2 separate regions of the Homo sapiens genome follow, and region 1 is linked to region 2. Evidence: chromatin contacts called from ENCODE Hi-C or POLR2A ChIA-PET data. All regions are on one chromosome and are shown on one strand. The core of a region is the stretch at or near the end of the contact, and the rest is flanking DNA. Distances in the headings are between cores, read along the strand shown.

Region 1 (7,351 bases), core at 738-3,237, 41 kb before region 2:
AAATTTTCACTAAAAATGAAATGGACCTGTCTGGAGCCATCACATTTTTTTTTTTTTTTTTTTTTTGAGATGGAGTCTCACTCTGTCACCCAGGCTGGAGTGCAGTGGCGCAATCTCAGCTTACTGCAAGCTCCGCCTCCCGGGTTCACGCCATTCTCCTGCCTCAGCCACCCCAGTAGCTGGGACTACAGGTGCCTGCCACCAGGCCCAGCTAATTTTTTGTATTTTTACTAGAGACGGGGTTTCACCGTGTTAGCCAGGATGGTCTCGATCTCCTGACCTCATGCTCTGCCCACCTGGGCCTCCCAAAGTGCTGGGATTACAGCCATGAGCCACCGCGCCTGGCCCGAGCCATCGCAGATTTTGTACTCAGAATCTCTGAGATAAGTGATTAAGGAATGTGCTTTTTTAACAAGCTCCTCCGACTATGCCTACAGACAATACCGTTTGAAGATTCCAGCCCCAGTCTGTGAATTACAAATGAACAGAGTTTCTCTTATCCCAGTCTAGGATACAATCAAGGTTTTCACCACCCTGGTGAAAGGTGCCTTTGCTGTCTCATTTGTCAGCTCCCTTTGGGTGAACCCAGACCTGTGTTCAGGAAGTGATGATGAAGCCTTTCCCTTCACCTTCACAAAAAACTGTGATTTGGCACAGTGTTATTTACATATTAACCTATTGTATATTTTGTTTGCTGGGAATGGTAAATTTTATTAATTTACCAGTCAATAATTAGACCACTTCTACAAACAAACAAACAAGGCTGTGAGGTCAAGCATAAATCGTTGAATTGATTTTTAAATTCATATTCCACTTGTTCATACCTTCTGTCTTATCGCTATCAAATACCACAACCTTAAGTGGTAATTTGTCTTCAAACCAAATATCAGTTAACTGTGCAGTCACACAAACTGATTTTTTTTTCTTCTTACCAATAGCAGTTTAACAAAAGCATATTTTTCTTTTTAGAATTCAATAAGAAAAAATATTTATTTCTGCCTTCCAGATTTTGGGGGTGAAATAGCTAGCTCTCTGAAGCTAATTTTTGGGTTGCTATTTTAAAATTATGTTTCCAAGCCCAGGAACCATGCAAACTGTCCACCAGAGCTGCCCCTGAGTTCCTCGTTTGTGATTTCTGTACAGCTGGCCCCATTTGAACTTTAGATTCCAATGGAGCGCTGGATTTCTATATGATATCCTCTGAGCACTTAAGCCCTTGCTTTGTCAGCGTATTACATTGAGTTTCTTGTTGTTCTGTTGCTCTATAAAAGGCATCCTGTCATTACCTCTCTCCTATGGGGGGGCTCTCTCCATCAGTCTATTCTGCTCGTTCACTTCATAGTACAAAAGTGCTCAGTAGATGCTATTGGCTGACATCCAGTCCTAGACAATCTTATTAACTGGCACACCTACAGAAACTAACTATTATATTATTATGGGATCTTGAAGGCATTTTAAAGAACACAGCAACTATATGCCAAAGAGGCTAGGAGAGCTTTCACCCAAATGGCTGTTTTATTACCCCTGCGTTGCCCAGATTTATGCTCAGCATTTAGCACAGAGCAATGAACGCAACTTTAAATACGAGATTTGTTTTCAGCTGAGCAGACAAGTGTTTGTTTTCTACACAAATGAAAGCCCGTACGTCAGTGTTTTGTCATTTGTGCTTTTTTGTAGAACTCACATGTGATGACTTCATTGCAGATTAACGTCCAGCACTGCCAGGGAATTTTCAGGGCTGAGCCCCTCGAACTGTCATTTGTCCTGGGTCAGCCCACTGGCATTTGTGATAATGCCCATTAGATAGGAGGACTGTTTCCTGAAGTGAAAGAGCAAATTCCTCTGAGCATTCTCCGTGGTGTGAGGAATTGCTTCTCAAGGAAGGAATTGAAATCATTTGACCATTTCTCCTCACCCATAGTCTCAGTTTCCTGACATTCTGAGTTTTGCAGTGACACATTCTTTTGGGTATGTGAACTGACCAAACGGGATGTTGCCTCACAGAGCATGTTGCAGGGAGCTGCCTGCCTGAACCACTCTCACCTCTAATTTCCAGCGGAGAGAGAGGCCGTCGTGCACACACACACGTGTGTGTGTGTGTGTAGGTCTTCTCTTGACAAAGGATAGCATGAATTTGATCAATTCAGTTAATTACGTGATGGATGTAAAAACAAACCTCCAAAAAGGGTGAAGTGGTAACATAATACATGGGATACCAGCAAGTTCAAAGTCATCTTCTCGTATTTTCCAGTCTAACCTGTAAATCCTATGTTTCTTCTCTTTGTATGATAGCGTTAAAGAAAAACTAGGATTATCCCTGAACCAGAACCCTGAATTTCAGAGATCCTCCATAATATATTGCTCTATTCTCGCCAAACAAAACACTTTCAGGCCCTAGAATGGCTTAGAATTAATTCCACAGTTGGCAGTGGTGATGTTCAAGTTGTGGTGTTCCTTCCTAAGGTTAGGGAAATTCCATTCAAAGTCCCCAAATTCTTTTAGATTTCTGGCATGTACAGCATGCAGAATTTAATATAGCTAAGTAGTTTTATTTTAAAAACTATTCAATATCAGCGGGATGTTTGTCACAACTATGCCTTACTTAAGATCATCATAAATGCCTTTTTTTAGATGTTCTGTTCACAATCCTAGGAACGCACAGCTATGGGCTTTAATTGGCAGCATATGGTGCCATTACCTTCCGTAGAAATGCATTTCCCTCCCCAAATTTGATGTTAATAATTTGATTCACTAGACTTAAAATTCACAGAAAGGTTATTGGCTTTATCTTTCCTTCTAAAATAATCTTTTCACTCTGTTGATACTTGGTAAGCTCCAGCTCTTCCCAATTTTTCTTTGGATAAAAGGTTTATTTATTCAATGAACACCTACCACATGCCAGGCACTTCACATGTACTACCTCATTTGATCCTCGTATCACTAAGAAACAGATATAAATACCTGCTTTACAAATGAGAAAAACAAGGCTTTGACGTTTTAAGAAACTTGGTTAAGATCTCACAACCAGCGAAATGTGTTGGCTCCAAAGCCCGGGTCTTTCCCAGATGCTCAGCTGCCTCCCAGACCAGAGGCCATATGCTTGCAATATAAGATCAGGAAAGGCTTCCTGAAGGAAGTGGCAGGAATGGGAGGAGTTTTAAGACAAGAGCAATGGGAGCTTTCAGAGCAATAAGTGGGAAAACTATTAAGAATCAAAACCATCTGGAAAATAAACAGAAACACATACACAGCATTCCTGGGCAGCTGAAGGAACCATGAGTTCACGTCACTTGCCTGATTGGTTCTTTAGAAAGTCATTAATTTCAATTGTTCTATCACATTTATTGATCACCTCCTACTTGCCAGGCCCTTTTCTAGGTGCTGGGATGGAACCAAGACTAAAATAATCCCTGCCATGGAGCTGTTGTCAAGTAGGAGGTAAGGCCCTCCGTCCCTCCCCCGCTTCCTTCCCTCCCTCTTTCCTTCCTTCCTTCCTTCCTTCCGTCCTCCCTCCCTCCTTCCCTCCCTCCCTCCCTTCCTCACCTTCACTTATTAATTCATGTAGACTCCCTTTTTCAGTAACCGCAGAAGAGCGTCCTGGAGAGAAGGTTCCAGAGAAGCCTGGCGCAGGTTCCGGCCTGGCGGAGGCTCCCCGGGGTCTTGGAGCTGCGCGTGGGCATCAACACCTGGCTGTCTGTGTCTCCAGCCTGGGTCCAAGATGTGTGGGCCGGGCTTGCAGGCAGTGGTCCAGAGAGGCTGTTGGGAGATGACCATTTCCATCTGAAGGGCTTCGTAGTCTCTGAGGTACCTTTGCTTTCTCATTTGTCGGCTCCCTTTGTTCAGAGTCCGGTTGGCCCTGGGCCTCCGCCTGATGCTGGGCTCGCACGGAAAGCGCCAGCTCGCGTGTTGGTCCCCACCACTAAACCTATGCAGAGAGCACCGCACGCGAGAGGCTGGCTTACTCCTCTCCTGCGGCTGCACACAGGCCGGGGTGCAGGAGGGCTGGATCCGGTTTGAGGGAGAAGGGAGAGCTGGGCCTGGGAACCAAAGGAGGGGATGGCTAGAGAAAGTGCCAAGGCTGCATCCGGAAGACATTCAAAAGGGAAGGCGGGGCCAGGTGCGGTGGCGCGCACCTGGGATCCCAGCACTCAGGAGGCTGAGTCGGGAGTATCACTTGAGGCCAGGAGATAGAGGCTGCAGTGAGCCGAGATTGGGCCACTACACTCCAGCCTGGGCAACAGAGCAAGACCCTGTCGAAAGCGAGAGGGAGAGAAAAGAAAAAGGAAGGAAAGGGAAGAAAGGAGAAAGTTACAGGGAGAAGACAGCAACCAGCCAGCCAGGTAATGCCTGAGATGACCAGGAGACGTCAAGCTAGGAGAAAGGCCTGAAACAGATCCTCCCTCGGCCTCACAGGAGCCCAGCCTACCCACACCTTGGTTCCGGATTTCCAGCCTCCATGAGTGTGAGAGGAGTGAACTCCTGTTGTTTAGGATCCCGATGTTGGCAGAGCTTTCCCTAGCTGACTACCAGGGCCTGCCCTGAGAAGCCCTCACCCTCGGTGCTCAGCTGCCATGGGACCTCGGCTCTGTCTACTTCCGCTTGCCTCTTCCCCACAACTGCTGCTCCCACTCAGTAGCCAGAGTGCGGTTTTGGGGTGTTTTTTTTTTGCTGTTTTTTTTTTCTTTTTACAGGTTCTGGTTCTGTCGCCCAAGCTGGAGTGCAGAGCGGCAATCTCGGCTCCACTGCAGCCTCAACCTCCTAGGCTCAAGCAATCCTTCAGCCTCAGTCTCCCAAGTAGCTGGGACCGGAGGCCCGCACCATCATGCCCGGGGAATTTTTGTATTTTTTGTAGAGATGGGGTCTTGCTATGTTGCCCAGGCTGGTCTGAAATGCGTGGCCTCAAGCGATCTGCCCTCCACTGCCTCCCAAACTTCTGGGATTATGGATGTGAGCCCTGCCTCAGCGTGCTCTTTATTTTATTTATTATTAATTTATTTTTGAGGAGCTTCGCTCTTGTTGCCCAGGCTGGAGTGCAATGGCGTGATCTCAGCTCACCGCAACCTCCGCCTCCCGGGTTCAAGCGATTCTCCTGCCTGAGCCTCCTGAGTAGCTGGGATTACAGGCATGAGCCACCCTGCCCGGCTAATTTTGTATTTTTAGTAGAGACGTGGTTTCTCCACGTTGGTCAGGCTGGTCTCGAACTCCCAACCTCACGCGATCACACCGCCTTGGCCTCCCAAAGCGTTGGGATTAAAGGCGTGAGCCACCGCTCCCGGCCACAGCGTTCTCTTTATAACATCAAGTTTCGCCCCCTTAAGCCTTCCAGTGACTTCCATCCTTCCCTTCTCACAGGGCCTGGCTGGGCCGCCCCCCCACCCCCGGGCCTCCCCTCTCCTCCCTGCAGCCTCAGCCACCGCCCCTCCGCCCCTGCACTGTGCGACGACTGCAGCCTCCACGTGCCCTTCCTCCTGAAGATGTAAGTGGTTTCATGACTTAGTGTCTAAAGGCGAACATGACCCAGACTGGAGTTTTTATTATTATAGATTCAATGTTATCACATTCAATTATTTATTTTGATTTTAAAATAAATGAAAATTAAAACGTTTCCCTGGGCCGCTAGAAGCACCGCGGGCCCAGCACTGGCCTATGGGGAAGCCGCCCGGGCAGGTCCCCACCCCGGGGCGAGGCGGAGGGGTGAGGGTGGAGGAGGGGTGTGGGGAGCAGGGGCCGGAGGGGTCGTGGGGGGGCGCAGAGGGGTGGAGCAGGCGGGAGCCGGAGGGGTGAGGAGAGCGGGGGCGGGGGGAGGAAGGGTGAGAGGAGCGGGCGGGGCGGAGGGGTGAGGAGGGTGGGGGCCGGAGGGGTGAGAGGAGCGGGCGGGGCGGAGGGGTGAGGAGAGTGGGGGACGGAGGGGGGGGGGCGGGGGCCGGAGGGGTGAGGCGAGCGGGGGGCGGAGGGGTGAGGAGAGTTGGGGACGGGCTGGGTCCTCAACTCGCCTCAGCCGCGCAGCCAAGCGGGCAGCCTTGGGGAGAACGCCGCCGCCGGGTCTGCAAAGGCAGCTCGGGGCAAGTCCCCACTCCTCGTCCAACCTAATTGTGGCCCTAAATCACTCCTGCCAGAGCCACCCAGAGGGGGATTTTTGGGCTAAACTATGGGGAGCCGTCCAGCAAGAGCGGACTGGCTCAGGCGTCCACACCGCTTTTGTGAAGCTGGCGCAGGCTCCGCGCCCTGGACACCAACAGCGCGCCCCGCCCGGAGTCGCCGCACCGGCCCTCCCTACGCGCGGGGGTCTTCCGCCACAAGGCCAGTCTCTGCTAGGGGAAACAGACCGCAGGGCACTTCCTACTGCTTCGCAGCAGATATTCGTTTCTGTGATTATTTTATTAGTCTGTCTTCTTTAAACTTTAAGTTTTGTGACGACAGGGTCGTGTCTGCGTTGCCCACCACTATGGTCTCCATGGCTAGCGCTATGCCTGGAATTCAAAACATACGTATTGAATGAATGAATGAAGAAAGGAAAAAAATATACTTATAATTCCAGAAATTGCACCGGAAGAGATTCAGTCCTTTAAACCTTAAAGGCTTTATGTCTCCTGAGGTTCCCTGAAAAATACAAATACTCAGCGGTTATAGTTAAGAGAGAAAATGTTGCCCAGGATGCGGTGGGGACGTAGGAGGAAGGAGGGCTCGATCACTGTTTCCTGCGGATACCATGCCGGGCCAGCCCTGTACTGGGGATGTGGTGACATGGCCTTACCTTCCGTGAAATGATGCCAGGACACACAGGGTACCCCCCAGTCCCTGCTCTTACTTTTGACTCCTCTTGGGGACCACAAATAAAAAAGGAACTGTGCTTGGGAGACTGTGATCTTACTCTATTTTTAACTGTACTCAGTTATTAAAAAATTAAACTGGAGAAGGAAATTGAGAAATCTATTGCCAAGAACCATTCTACGGTAGCAGGGTGGGCGCCCAAAACCTACAGGCCTCTCGTCGCAGGAGCCTCCATGTTCTTTGGTTTCTTCCCCTGCTGGGAGCTCAGCGCTCTCTGCCAGCCCGTTCTGACTCCTTCTGCTCCAGCTGCACGTCTTGGCTTAGCCCTGTTTTCCTGCTTCTTCTTCCCTTCCCAGCCAGACTTCTCCAGATTTCTCCAGCTAAGTTGTGTTCAACATTTGAATAGTTGCACAGTCATTAGGGAGATCTTCAACTCATACACATTTTGAAAAATAATTAGTACACGATTTGTCAGATGGAAGGGCCATCTGCGAGTGTGATGTGGATGCTTAGAAGACAGGCTGGGAAAAACATCTATCATGTCCGATCTCCCCTTAGAAAACGAGCCTGTTAGTTTCAC
Region 2 (7,647 bases), core at 4,348-6,847:
TTGTAGTCCCAACTACATGGGATGCTGAGGCAGGAGGGATCGCTTGAGCCTAGGAGTTTGTGGCTGCAGTGAGCTATGATAGCCACTGCACTCCAATCCTGGTTAGCTGAGCGAGACCCTATCTCTATTTAAAACACACACACACACACACACACACACACACACACACACACACACACACACCCCTACACCTCATAGCCATACATTTATGATCTCTTAGCAATTCGTATACCTGAATACAATCCAAATTGAGGGACAGGACCATATAAAATGGAACTAGTGTCCAACCAGGTAAAAATGTAATTAGTGAAATGTAACAAGTAAAACATAATTGCATTATGAAATGATTCATGAAAGCCAGTGTTTTATTACAATCTGTCATCTTAAAAATTACAGTTGCATGAAGCGGAAATAAGCTAAGTATTTTTGGTACCTTGGAAAAGTAGTAAGATTTCATGCTCAAAGCACATCAGAATGGCCTGAGCACTTCTGGTTTCTTAGAAATAACCTAATTACATACTCCTGGTGTTGCAGTCATAGGAAAAGGCTAACAGTGTTATTTGTTATTTCCAAAACCACTCTCAATCCTCTTGTAGTTTATTACCATAGACCTTAAATAGAGAATTTACATTTCTCAGAGGAGATGTTTGTGAAATGAATCCTGCTGTTTTATAGAGGGCTTCCTTGATAATTTGGGCCATACTGGGATTAACTTGTATATAGTGAGGATTGTTATGTCGAGCTGCTTTGATAAAGCACAGGGTTGTGAGTAATGTGGTGCAGAGTGTTTCAGCAGTGAAGCTGACAGCAAAGGCACAGACATTCTTATTGTGAAAGCATGAAGTTAAATATGCTGCCAAGCATTATCCCTTGACGTACAGAACCCAGCAGTTTTGAAAGTAGGGAAGGAGCAGTCCTGGGGAAATCTGGAGTAAGATTGCAGAGAAACTTTCAGGCCAACAGCAGAGCTTAAAATCTTCTCCTGTAAATCACTTGCAGACAAAGGAGGCAAACCAAGCCCCTGTGTTCTTTGCGGTTGTGTTTCAGCTGTGAGAAAAAGAAACAAGTCAAGCAAATAATCCCAAATACAGGTGGGATCTTATTAGGGTAAAATCCATTAGTGATAATTATAGTGCAAGAAGTAATAAAGCCAGTGCTGTTTCCAATACAGAAACACAAATACACTAAAAGTAAGGATCATGACACCGATGAAGTTTCCATCAACATTTAATTTATGTTAATTGCTAGCAGAAAGGCCTCCATTTACCATATTTAATGCCCTTGAAATAATTCATTCAGTTTGGTGTGTGGTGTTACTTTATAACTTAAAACAGCTGTGCCTCCACCTTTCCCCTCCAACTCACACTTTTCTTGGCCTAGATAAAAAATGTATTTGCGTTCAGAAAATTCAGGTAGGAAAGTCATTATGTGAACCCAAATAATAAGAGAAAAAGATAACCGTACCTTTAGAGTTGTATGCATCAGTTTGTTAAAAAGATGATTTGAATTCAGTATAATAGAGTTCTTTTTTTTTTTTAGACGGTGTCTTGCTCTGTTGCCCAGGCTGGAGTGTGGTGGCGTCATCTTGGCTCACTGCAACCTGGGCTCCTGGGTTCAAGTGATTCTCCTGCCTCAGCTTCCCATGTAGCTGCGATTACAGGCACGCAACACCACGCCTGGCTAATTTTTGTATTTTTAGCAGAGACGGGGTTTCACTATGTTGGCTAGGCTGGTCTCAAACTCCTGACCTCAAGTGATCTGCCTGCTTCGTTCGGCCTCCCAAGGTGCTGGGATTACAGGCGTGCGTCACCACGTCTGGCCGAGAGTTCTTATTGTTGCAGCTTTACCCCTTTCACTCCTACTGTTTTTTGTTTTTTGGTTTTTTTTTTGAGACGGAGTCTCGCTCTGTGGCCCAGGCTGGAGTGCAGTGGCGCAATCTCGGCTCACTGCAACTTCTGCCTCCCAGGTTCAAGCAATTCTCCTGCCTCAGCCTCCTGAGTAGCTGGGATTACAGGCACCCACCACCACGCCCGGCTAATTTTTTGTATTTTTAGTAGAGACGGGTTTCGTGTTAGCCAGGATGGACTCAATCTCCTGACCTTGTGATCCGCCCTCTTAGGCCTCCCAAAGTGCTGGGATTACAGGCGTGAGTTACCATGCCCAGCCACTCCTACTGTTTTGTCTGTTTAAGAGGGTTTTGCTCTGTTGTACAGTCTGGAGTGTGGTGGTGAGGTCAATGCTCACTGCAGCCTCGACCTTCCAGGCTCAAGCAATCCTCCTACCTCAGCCTCTGAAGTAGCTGGGACTACAGGCGTGCCACCACGTCTGGCCAGTTTTCAAAATTTTTTCTAGAGATGGCATCTCACTATGTTACCCAGGCTGGACTGGAACTTCCAGACTCAAGCGGCCTTAACCTCCAAAAGTGCTGGAATTATAAGTTCAAGCCACCACACCCAGCCTTAACTTTTAATTAAAGTAAAATTTACTTTAAAAGTGCACAATTTCTAAGCACACAGCATAGTGAATTTTTGCATATTAAACCCACCCATGTAACTAGCATGTTTGGGTATATTTTTAATTAAAATACTTTAAAATGGAAATTTCTGGAAAAAGTAAAAGACTCAAGGGTATTTTCTGTGTAAGGATATAATGTGTATGTCAAATGATATGTTTATTAGTCTTTTGCACATAAATTACTGAAAACTTACAAAAATTCCTGTAGAAAAAAACTAGGCCACTAGATTAATATTTCTTATGGGAGGAGCTGCTCTTTAAATATAGATTTAAGGAATTGGAAAGGTAAGTTTTTTGGTTATGAGTATCATATTTTGAGCATTGGATAGTTATTGGCATAAGTGATCATTTAAGTTTGCATTTAAATATGCAAAATATTTCTGTTCTGCGGAAGCCTGGGACTTGTTTTCTCTCTGGTTGCAGTGGGTTATAGGGGGAACATCTGCATGGTGTGGGTAGGTGGGGGTGTCGTCAGCTCACTGCACTCACTGTTCTTAATTATAGCACTCAGGATGGTGCCTATGAGTCCTGTGAGGGTGAGGTTCCAATTCAGTAACTCCCAGGGGAGGCCCATGGCCCCCTGGACCCCTTAGAATAGCAAAGCACTTTATCACATGGTGTCCCCTCTAGGAAGACTTATGTGAGAACTTTGTTTGGATGCGAGTGCTAGGAAAGGGTTCTGCTTTCCTTGAGAAACTGGCATGGGCTTTTTCTCTGTGGATGACCTGTATCCTGCCTGTCCACCCTCCCTCTGATCTGCTGAGGGGTGCCCAGTCTGTGGCTCAGCATTGATACATTTTCCTGGTCCTGAATATTGTGTCAGCTGTAATTTCCTAATCCTGATTAATCCAGTTCTTTCCCCCCACTTTATCATGTTTAAGTGATTTAAAACTTTAATGGAATGAGGTTAGGGAAGAAATGTAAACAAACAAACTGATAAACTGATTATATTAGATCAAATAAGGAAGGGCATAAAGAAGACAGCCAGTGGTCAGGATGTGCACTGAGAGGCAGCCTTCCTGAGAACAGTGTCCACACCAGCTGCTCAGTGAATCAGGGGCCATCTGCTTAATAAGAAAAGGGAGTGGGCCAGGCGCGGTGGCTCACACCTGTAATCCCAGCACTTTGGGAGGCCAAGGCGGGCAGATCATGAGGTCAGGAGGTCGAGACCATCCTGGCTAACATGGTGAAACCCTGTCTGTACTAAAAATACAAAAAATTAGCCGGGCATGGTGGCGGGCGCCTGTAGTCCCAGCTACTCTGGAGGCTGAGGCAGGAGAATGGTGTGAACCCAGGAGGCGGAGCTTGCAGTGAGCCCAGATCGTGCCACTGTACTCCAGCCTGGGCGACAGAGCGAGACTCTGCCTCAGAAAAAAAAAAAGGTGAACACATGCCTCAAGGGGGAAGTAGAATGTGATTGTTCTCTCAGTTTAATGTCTCTCTGGGCCTAATAATTTAAAAGGACTCAGATTCCTCAGATAAGAATTCTTTTCTCATTTCCATCCTCATAGGGGTTGCTTCTCCTTTCCCTCATGTCTGTGGGGCATGGAGTTTATCAGGGTCCCTCTCCCCTCCTCTCATTCCCTGGGCATCCATACATGGCTGCCCCCCACGTCCCTGGCAGCTGGCCAGCCTGACTCCCACCTTGGCTCTGCTGCAGCTCCTGGGGCCTCCCAGACCCTGGTCTTATCCTCCCCACATGCTCCCCTCTACAGAGGAGCTCTCTGCAGTGTCTCAGCCACACAGCATGGCCTCCCAGACAGCTCTTCCCGCTTGCTTACTTTGGGTCTCTCTGACATATGATTTCGTTGGTTGGAAGTATCACCACCTATCTGGATTCTAGTAGCTTCTGTGATTCCACTCAGATTCCTTTTTACACAGGCTCTTCCTGGTTCTTCCACCTGGATCGAGCTGTTCCTATTCAAACTTCCACAGCAAAGACATTTCTTTCTTTTTCTTTTTCTTTCTTTTTTTTTTTTTTTGAGACAAGGTCTGTCGCCGAGGCTGTAGTGCAGTGGCGCAATCTCGGCTCACTGTAGCCTTGACCTGGGCTCAAGCAATTCTCCGCCTCAACCTCCAAAGTAACTGAGACCACAGGCGCACATCACCATGTCTGGCTAATTTTTCTATTTTTTGTAGAGACGGGGTTTCACCATGTTGCCCACGGTGGTCTTGAACTCCTAGTCTGAAGCGATACGCCTGCCTCAGCCTCCCAAAGTACTGGGATTACTGGCGTGGGCCACCATGCCTGGTCAGAAATTTCTTTCTTTCTTTTTTTTTTTTTTGAGATGGAGTTTCGCTCTTATTGCCCAGGCTGGAATACAATGGAGCTATCTCGGCTTACTGCAACCTCTGCCTTCCGGATTCAAGTGATTCTCCTGCCTCAGCCTCCCAAGTAGCTGGGATTACAGGCATGCGCCACCACGCCCAGCTAATTTTGTATTTTTAGTAGAGATGGGATTTCACTATGTTGGTCAGGTTGGTCTCGAACTCCTGACCTCAGGGGATCCACTCACCCTCAGCTTCCTAAAGTGCTGGGATTACAGGTGTGAGCTGCCTTGCCTGGCCTCAGAAATTTATTTCTAACCCCAAGGATGCTCCATGCATTGGGCATTGTGTTGGCAGATTGTCATGTTCCCGTCTTGCTCTCCCTGTCTTAGGCAGTGTCTCTGGAGGCCTGGATCTTGGGAGTTTATCCCTCTGTGCCCACAAGGCCTCCCATGTTGCAGAGCATGTGCTCAATCAGTGCTTGCTCACCAGTGAAAGTTCTGTGTACTAGTCCAGCCAAAACCCTCACCTCAGTTGTCAGACACTGGAAAAGATGCTAACCAGAAATGCAGATCTCCTCGGGATATTTATTTGGCTTAATTCTAACAATATGCATCACCAAAAAAGCTATAGAGAAATGGTAACACTAATCTCCTAGCCCTTTGTCTTGGTGACAAGATCCTGCCACAGGATTCTTCATTGTACTAAAGATATTTTGCTAATGAAAAAGATAAAAGGAATTTAGATAACATGTACATTTCCTCTTTCTCACTTCCTCTTGAAAGGGAACCACCGTTTGGTGTTACTGAACACGCGTGCTGAAATATTAATAAGAGGAGAAGGAAGAAAGAAACACTTAAGTTTAGGAATGTCGGTCATGTAACAGGAAATTGTATTACAATGGCTTTTGGGTGTAGCAGTTCCTTGCCTTTTCCCCTTTTTTTTTCTTAGTGGCTTTCAAATTAAATTTGGCTCTTCCAGAAGGCACACCACATACCTTTTTAATGTAGGAATTTAAATTACTTTGACAAGACACAAGCAAAGCATACCCCTCTGTGTCATAATCCCCTCTCCCCTTAAGCCTTGCTCCTAGTTTTTGTTTTTGTTTTCTTGAGATGGAATCTCACTCTGTGCCTAGGCTGGAGTGCAGTGGGGTGATCTCAGCTCATTACAACCTCCGCCTCGCGGGTTCAAGCAATGCGCCATGCCTCAGCCTCCCGAGGAGCTGGGATTACAGGCATGCACCACCACGCCCGGCTAATTTTTTTGTATTTTTAATAGAGACGGGGTTTCTCCATGATGGTCAGGCTGGTCTAGAACTCCTGACCTCAGGTGATCCGCCCGCCTCGGCCACCTGGTAAGACTGCTGTTAACATGTTGGTATAAAACTGCACAACTTTTTTCTAATTACAAAAATAGATAAAGCTTTGCACAGTGGCAGTGTCATAGCCAATGAAGTTTGTCCAAGGTGCGATTATTGCTAATTGGAAACTTTCCAATACCCCACCATAACAACTTGAAATGTAGTCAGCACTGGCGATTTTTGACAGTCTCTACAGAGACTGAAAAGAAAGAGAGAGATAAAATAGGTGGGGTGCAGTGACTCACACCTGTAATCTCAACAGTCTGGTCGGCTGAGGCAGGAGGATTGCTTGAGCTTATAAGTTCAAGGCCAGCCTGGGCAACAGCAAGACCCTGTCTATTTTTTTAAATTAAAAAAAAAAGATGGAATTATATATTAAACTATATAATACATATACCACACACACACTTTTTGTGTAACAGAATTGAGGTCCTGTAGCCCATCAGATCACCCCAGTCAGTTCTCCTCGGAAGCACCTCATGCACTGGCCTCTCCTGCCCCCGGTACAGGCTCCACCTTTGCTCCTGGGATCTTGGTGGCTCCTGGTTGCCCCTTCTGCGTCTTTCTCCGGCCTTCCCTGCACAGTACCCTCCTCAGTCTGATTTGTTTTGTTTCGGTTTTTGAGACAGGGTCTTGCTTTGTCACCCAGACTGGAGTGTGGTGGCATGATCATGGCTTACTGCAGCCTCGACCTCCTGGGCTCAAGCGGTCCACCCAGGTAGCTGGGACTACAAACGTGGGCCACCGTGTCTAGCCCCCCTCATTCTGAAAAGGGAAGATTCTGTCATTTCCCTTCTGGAAACCTTTTCTCTGGCCTCAGGATGGTGCCTGGGAGTTGGCGGACAGGACCCACCTGTAGCTGCAGGATCCCAGCTGCTGGCAGGCCCACCCTGGCCCTACCCGCCCTGGTCCTGACCACCCTGGCCCTGCCCACTCTGCCTGTCTCTCAGGCTGCCCAGTGCTGGCCCTGCTGCGGGACCAGGCCCACTTCTCCCTCAGGGCTCATCTTTGGGTCTGTGATTCAGAAAAGCCTTTTCTGAGCCTCCAGTCAAAATTAGGTCCCTCGTTCTCTCCCGTGACACCATAATTTTCTCCCCCAGTGTTTATCAGAATCTGCTGTTAAGTAGTTTGTGCGTCTCCCTTTGTAGATTTTAAGGCCTGTGAGACAGTGGCTTTGTTCTAGTCGCCACTTTCTAAGACCCAGAACTGTGCAAGCTCTCAAAAACACCTAACAGAGAAGCACAGAGACAAGCATTACGTCATAAACATTTTCATTCCATTGAATAGTCTTTTAAAATATGATTTTTAAAATTATTATGATTTTTGAGATGGAGTCTTGCTGTGTTGCCCAGGCTGGAATGCAATGGCATGATCTGGCTTACTGCAACCTCCCCCTCTGGGGTTCAAGCGATTCTCCCCCGTCAGCCTCCTGAGTAGCTGGAATTACAGGCACCCACCGTCATGCCTGGCTAATTTTTGTATTTTTGTAGAGATGGGGTTTC

Evidence for each region. Hi-C counts contacts between places; a loop is a spot of excess contacts on that map. ChIA-PET counts read pairs that join two places held with the same protein, here RNA polymerase II (POLR2A). Pooled maps may share reads with other maps.
Region 1: a map of endothelial cell of umbilical vein shows a loop between it and region 2 (7-fold over the local background). The contact joins two enhancer-like sites. A Hi-C loop is called at or near these places in 3 of 168 maps with a recorded cell type or tissue (endothelial cell of umbilical vein, naive thymus-derived CD4-positive, alpha-beta T cell and spleen) and 5 of 50 pooled maps. POLR2A ChIA-PET finds 5 or more read pairs at or near these places in 7 of 52 experiments (AG04450, BJ, H1 and 4 more).

What each region holds. Positions count from the first base shown.
Region 1 is chr13:21,074,512-21,081,862 of GRCh38, reverse strand. It overlaps LOC105370104 (a long non-coding RNA gene), which reads right to left. Exons shown (of 4, transcript XR_941728.1): 4 at 6,240-6,470. Among named protein-coding and RNA genes, the nearest start is that of LATS2, 17 kb to the right of the region's middle. RefSeq lists enhancers at 5,763-6,263, 6,264-6,764. Within about 2 kb of position 1,987, at least 5 of the 41 ENCODE cell types and tissues checked have a DNase peak (open chromatin) inside an H3K27ac peak, as active enhancers do; they include endothelial cell of umbilical vein, where a contact is called at or near this core.
Region 2 is chr13:21,037,226-21,044,872 of GRCh38, reverse strand. All of the region lies in intron 2 of LATS2 (large tumor suppressor kinase 2), which reads left to right. It also overlaps the pseudogene RNU4-9P. Among named protein-coding and RNA genes, the nearest start is that of LATS2, 21 kb to the left of the region's middle. RefSeq lists an enhancer at 6,481-7,469. Within about 2 kb of position 5,597, at least 5 of the 41 ENCODE cell types and tissues checked have a DNase peak (open chromatin) inside an H3K27ac peak, as active enhancers do; they include endothelial cell of umbilical vein, where a contact is called at or near this core.